Regions from separate parts of the Homo sapiens genome. Here region 1 is linked to region 2. A link is a loop called in an ENCODE intact Hi-C map of the cell type or tissue named here. Cell type or tissue: Panc1. All regions are shown on one strand. Links, peaks and the distances in the headings refer to the core of each region. The heading gives the core; the rest is flanking DNA. Region 1 has its middle 50 kb from the start of RNF38. Region 2 has its middle 17 kb from the start of MELK.

Region 1 (2,808 bases), core at 167-2,666, 110 kb after region 2:
CTTGTTGCACAGGCAGGAGTGCAGTGGTGCCATCTCGGCTCACTGCGACCTCCAGCCTCCCGGCTTCAAGCGATTCTCCTGTCTCAGCCTCCTGAGTAGCTGGGATTATAGATGCGTGCCACCACACCTGGCTAATCTTTTCTATTTTTAGTAGAGATGGGATTTCACCATGTTGGCCAGGCTGGTCTCAAACTCCTGACCTCAAGTGATCCTCCTGCCTCGGCCTCCCAAAGTGCTGGGATTACAGACATGAGCCACTGCGCCCGGCCAAAATACTGCAGTTTATTTGTTGAAGAAAGCCGCTTGTTTGTTCCATAACTTTTTAGTTTGAACTTTGCTGATTGCATTCCCAAGGTGCGTATTAACACAGTCCTCTGTGTTTTCTCTTTGCACTGCATTGGTTGCTAGAATTAGAGGTTCAGTCGTATTTAAGTATACTTTATTTGGAATTGGGGAATGCAAGACTACATCATAAGGGAGTTCTGTTCTGTCATTAGGAGACTCATATTGTCTGGTTATCTCACTTTTGTGATGATTGATTTTTGCCTCAACCTGTGGGGCTTGGCTGGAGTGCAATGGCACGATCTCGGCTTACCGCAACCTCCACCTCCTGGGTTCAAGTGATTCTCCTGCCTCAGCCTCCCAAGTAGCTGGGATTACAGGCATGAACCACCACGCCAGGCCATTTTTGTATTTTTAGTAGAGACGGGGTTTTAACATGTTGGCCAGGCTGTTCTCAAACTCCTGACCTCAGGTGATTCGCCCACCTCAGCCTCCCAAAGTGCTAGGATTACAGGCATGAGCCACTGCGCCTGGCTCTAGGTTAATTTTGAGAATTGAATAGGTATAGTGATGATTAAGTTAGGAAATACTCACCAAGTTCTATATTTTGAGCTTTTATTTGGTTTTAAAATTGTTCCCTGAAATTCTTTGTTTGCAGTTTGCATGAGTTTAGTTATTATAGATTTTAGAGGGAAATTAAAACATGTAGAAATTTATAGTTATGTACCTAGGTGGTTTTGGTGAGTGAAATTTTAACTTTTCTAATTCTTGGGAGAAAGTACTAGTGGTTCCCTGCCTTTCCTCCCAATTTAGGGCAGCCATGTTGCTCTCTTGCCACCTGGTGGCAGCATATTACAGTTTAAAAGTTATTAAGCCTTTTGAGAATATAATTATATAAAAAAAAAGTCAAGTGGGAGTGGGAAGTTACTGCTTACTGGGTACAGGGTTTTTGTTGGGGGCAACAAAAAAGTTTTGGAAATAGAGTGATGATGGTTGCACAACTAAGCTTTATAATTGGGTTTCGAAGAGTTAGGTTCATGCCACTGAATTTATGCTTAAAAATGGTTAAAATGGTGAAGTTTATGTATATTCTACCACAATAAAAAATACAAAAGAAAGGGATAGCCTTATGATAGTATATGATCGCATATAAATACATGAGGGAATTCAATAGTGCAGTTCCTGTGAACAGAGCGAATATGTTTGTCAATACTATGTATTTTATGGGGAGAAAGACCTAGACCAGCCTTTAAATCAGTGAGCTTCCAAAATTATATCAAATAGCAGAACTATGAAAAATAAAACATGATATTGGAACTCCTGAGTGAGAAGTCCACAAAGCTTCTTCCATCCAGTTGAGCAACTTCCCCTGCTTCTGCTTAATTGTAGGACCTGCAAATGTTTTTGTGTTTGTTGTTTACGAGATAAGGTCTAGGCTGGGAGCGGTGGCTCATGCCTGTAATCCCAGCACTTTGGGAGGCCGAGGTGGGCGGATCACAAGATTCGGAGATCGAGACCATCCTGGCTAACACGGTGAAACCCCGTCTCTATTAAAAATACAAAAAATTAGCCGGGCGTGTTGGCACGCGCCTGTAGTCCTATCTACTTGGGAGGCTGAGGCAGGAGAATTGCCTGAACCCAGGAGTCGGAGGTTGCAGTGAACCGAGATCGCGCCACTGCACTCCAGCCTGGGCGACAGAGTGATGCTCCATCTCAAAAAAAAAGGAAAAAAAAGAGAGAGATAGGGTCTCACTCTGTCACCCAGGCTGGAGTGCACTGGCACAATCACTGCTCATTTCAACCTCAGACTCCTGGGCTCAAGTGATCCTCCTGCCTCAGCCTCCCAAATATCTAGGATTATAGGTGTGTGCTACCATACCTGGCTGTTTATTTTATTTTTTGTAGAAATGAGGTCCTGCTGTGTTACTCAGGCTGGTCTCAAACACTTTGCCTTGATATCCTCCTGCCTAAGCCTCCCAAATGTTTTAAACCATGGCAAGTCTCTGAGTAGTTCTTGTGTAAATGGTGATACAGAAAAAATAATTCTACCAAAAAGCCATTATTAATAAGAGTTACAAGTATTTGTAGAGGAGATCTAGGTATCAGTTGTATGTTTTAACTGGTTTATAGTTTGGGTCTATTTCTTTCTTTCTTTCTTTCTTTTTTAATTTTTTTGAGACGGAGTCTCGCTTTGTCGCCCAGGCTGGAGTGCAGTGGCACAATCTTGGCTCACTGCAACCTCCACCTCGCTGGTTCAAGCAATTCCCTTGCCTCAGCCTCCCGAGTAGCTGGGATTGCAGGCGCCCAGCTAATTTTTTTGTATTTTTAATAGAGACAGGGTTTCACCATGTTGGCCAGACTGGTCTCAAACTCCTGACCTCAGGCAGTCCGCCCGCCTCTGTCTCCCAAAGTGCTGAGATTACAGGCTGAGCCACCGCGCCCGGCCCATTTGGGTCTGTTTCAACCTGAGATAATATATTTAGAACTTATCTGGGGGTGGGGCAGGCAATTTCTGAAGAACTTTGA
Region 2 (2,808 bases), core at 149-2,648:
CAACTTCCTTCTCCCAGGTTTAAGTGATTCTCCTGCCTCAGCCTCAGAGACAGGGTTTCTCCCTGTTTGTCAGGCTGGTCTCGAATTCCCAACCTCAGGTGTTCCGCCAACCTCGGCCTGAACAGCTGGGATTACAGGCACACGCCACCACGACGGCTAATTTTGTCTTTTTAGTAGAGACAGGGTTTCTCTCTCTTGGTCAGGCTGGTCCCGACCTCAGGTGTTCCGCCCACCTCGGCCTCCCAAAGTGCTGGGATTACAGGAGTGAGCCACTGCACCTGGACACCTGGCTAACTTTTGTATTTTTAGTAGAGATGAGGTTTCACCATGTAGGCCAGGCTGGCCTTGAACTCCTGACCTCAAGCAATCCTCCTGCCTCAGTTCAGGATTACAGGCATGAGCCACAGTGCCCAGCCTCATTTTAAAAGTAGCTTTGCTCCTGGGCAACTTAGTGAGACCACATCTCTACCAAAAGAAAAAAGCAAAAAAAAAAAGACTAGCCAGGCGTGGTGGTGTGTGCCTGTGGTCCCCGCTACTCAAGAGGCTGAGATGGGAGAATAGCTTGAGCCCGAGAGATTGAGGCTGCAGTGAGCAATGATTGTGCCACTGCACTCCAGCCTGGGTGACTGTCTCTAAAAAATAATAATAATAGGCCAGGTGTGGTGACTCACGCCTGTAATCACAGCACTTTGGGAGGCCAAGGCGAGTGGATCTCCTGAGCTTAGGAGTTCGAGACCACCCAGGGCAACATGGTGAAACCTGGTCTCTACTAAAAATACAAAAAAAAAAAATTAACTGGGCATGGTGGTGGGTGCCTCTAGTCCCATCTCCTCGAGAGGCTGAGGCAGGAGAATCGCTTGAGTCCCAGAGGCGAAGGTTGCAGTGAGCCGAGATCACGCCACTGCACTCCAGCTTGGGCTACAGAGTGAGACTCCGTCTCAAAAACAATAATAACAAAAATAATAATAATAATAAAATAAAAGTAGCTTTGAAGTATCGTGTTTGAGAATCATGATGATTTATTGTAGGTTCAATGAAGAGGACAAGTCCTGCCGTCTGGGATCTCACAGCAGTGTTTTTTCCCTTTTACTACTCCTTGAACCTGCGGCTATGGCATGCTGCTACCACCCGGTGGCAGCAGACCCCAATCACGGGTTCCATTGTTAGGCGAGATGACTCCTTTACAAAGATTATGGACAGAAAGACAAGAAGACATGAGGCACCTCCTGATGGAATGCACAGCACTGTGTATTAGGTAGCCTTGTCAAAAAAATCAAACCTGAATCCAATTAAGGCTCTGGATCCATACCAATTTATAGGAAATACAAGAGAGAAAGGAACATGCTCAACAACATCAGGAGGATGTTGGCAGCAAAATCCACACTGGAAAACTCTACAGAACAAATACCTAGTTTCTTAAAAATAAATAAATAAATAAAAGTAAGGAAAAGAAAAAGCTGAAAGGAGAATCTTCAGGTTAAAAATGACTGAAGAGGCCGGGCATGGTGGCTCACGCCTGTAATCCCAGCACTTTGGGAGGCTGAGGCGAGCAGATCACGAGGTCAGGAGTTCGAGACCAGCCTAACCAACAAGGTGAAACCCTGTCTCTACTAAAAATAGCTGGGCATGGTGGTGCGAGCCTGTAATCCCAGCTACTCAGGAGGCTGAGGCAGGAGAATCACTTGAACCTGGGAGGCAAAGGTTTCAGTGAGCTGAGATGACACCACTGCACTGTAGCCTGGGTGACAGAGCAAGACTCCATCTCAAAAATATATAAATAAATAAAATAAAAAATGACTGAAGAGACATATTAACAAATCACAATAAAAAAGCATTCATGGGACAATCAGGGAAATGTGAATTGACTGGATACTGGATGATACTCAGAAATCACTGTTAGGGCAGGCGCGGTGGCTCCTGCCTGTAGTCCTAGCACTTTGGGAGACCAAGGCGGGCAGATCACAAGGTCAGGAGATCGAGACCATCCTGGCTAACACGGTAAAACCCCGTCTCTACTTAAAATACAAAAAATTAGCCAGGCGTGATGGCTGGCGCCTATAGTCCCAGCTACTCGGGAGGCTGAGGCAGGAGAACGGCGTGAACCCGTGAGGTGGAGGTTGCAGTGAGCCGAGATTGTGCCACTGCACTCCAGCCTGGGCGACAGAGCGAGACTCTGTCTCAAAAAATAAAAAAATAAATAAAAAATAAAAATAATAAAAAAAGAAGTCATTGTTAAACTTTTGAGGCGCTCCTGATGCTATTATGATTATATTTTTCAAAGGAAGCATTCTGAAGTTTTCAATGAGATATGTAATTAAATACACGTAAATCATAGAATGTCCAAGATTTACTTCAAAATCATCTGGGGCAGAGAATGGATAAGAAGATGGAAACAAAGCTGACCAGTAGTTAACAGTTATTAAAGCTGAGTTATGGTATTTGAAAATTATATCTTTGCTACTCAAAATGTCAGCAGACAACCAGCACGGATGTCACCTAAGAGCTTGTTAGAAATGCAGGGCCTGGCAGGGCACAGTGGCTCACGCCTATAATCCCAACACTTTCAGAGGCTGAGGCAGGAGGGTCACTTGAGCCCAGAAGTTCGAGACCAGCCTGGGCAACACGGCGAAACCCTGTCTCTACAAAAAATACAAAAATTAGGCCGGGTGCGGTGGCTCACACCTGTAATCCCAGCACTTTGGGAGGCTGAGGTGGGCGGATCATGAGGTGAGCAGTTTGAGACAAGCCTGGCCAACATAGTGAAACCCCGTCTCTATTTAAAAAAATACAACAATTAGCTGGGTGTGG

Evidence for each region. Hi-C counts contacts between places; a loop is a spot of excess contacts. Peaks named below come from ENCODE experiments on the same cell type or tissue, not always from the same donor. Only the 100,000 strongest peaks of a DNase experiment are listed, where the experiment ranks them.
Region 1: it touches region 2 in a loop (3-fold over the local background); 30 of 110 quality-filtered maps call a loop at or near these places.

Annotation. Positions count from the first base shown.
Region 1 is chr9:36,448,643-36,451,450 of GRCh38, reverse strand. It overlaps a transcript of RNF38 not described here. Among named protein-coding and RNA genes, the nearest start is that of RNF38, 50 kb to the right of the region's middle. In Panc1, for the core only: no CTCF peak of the experiment used is centred there; a DNase peak (open chromatin) is centred at 1,130.
Region 2 is chr9:36,554,340-36,557,147 of GRCh38, reverse strand. No RefSeq gene overlaps it. Among named protein-coding and RNA genes, the nearest start is that of MELK, 17 kb to the left of the region's middle. In Panc1, for the core only: no CTCF peak of the experiment used is centred there; a DNase peak (open chromatin) is centred at 1,164.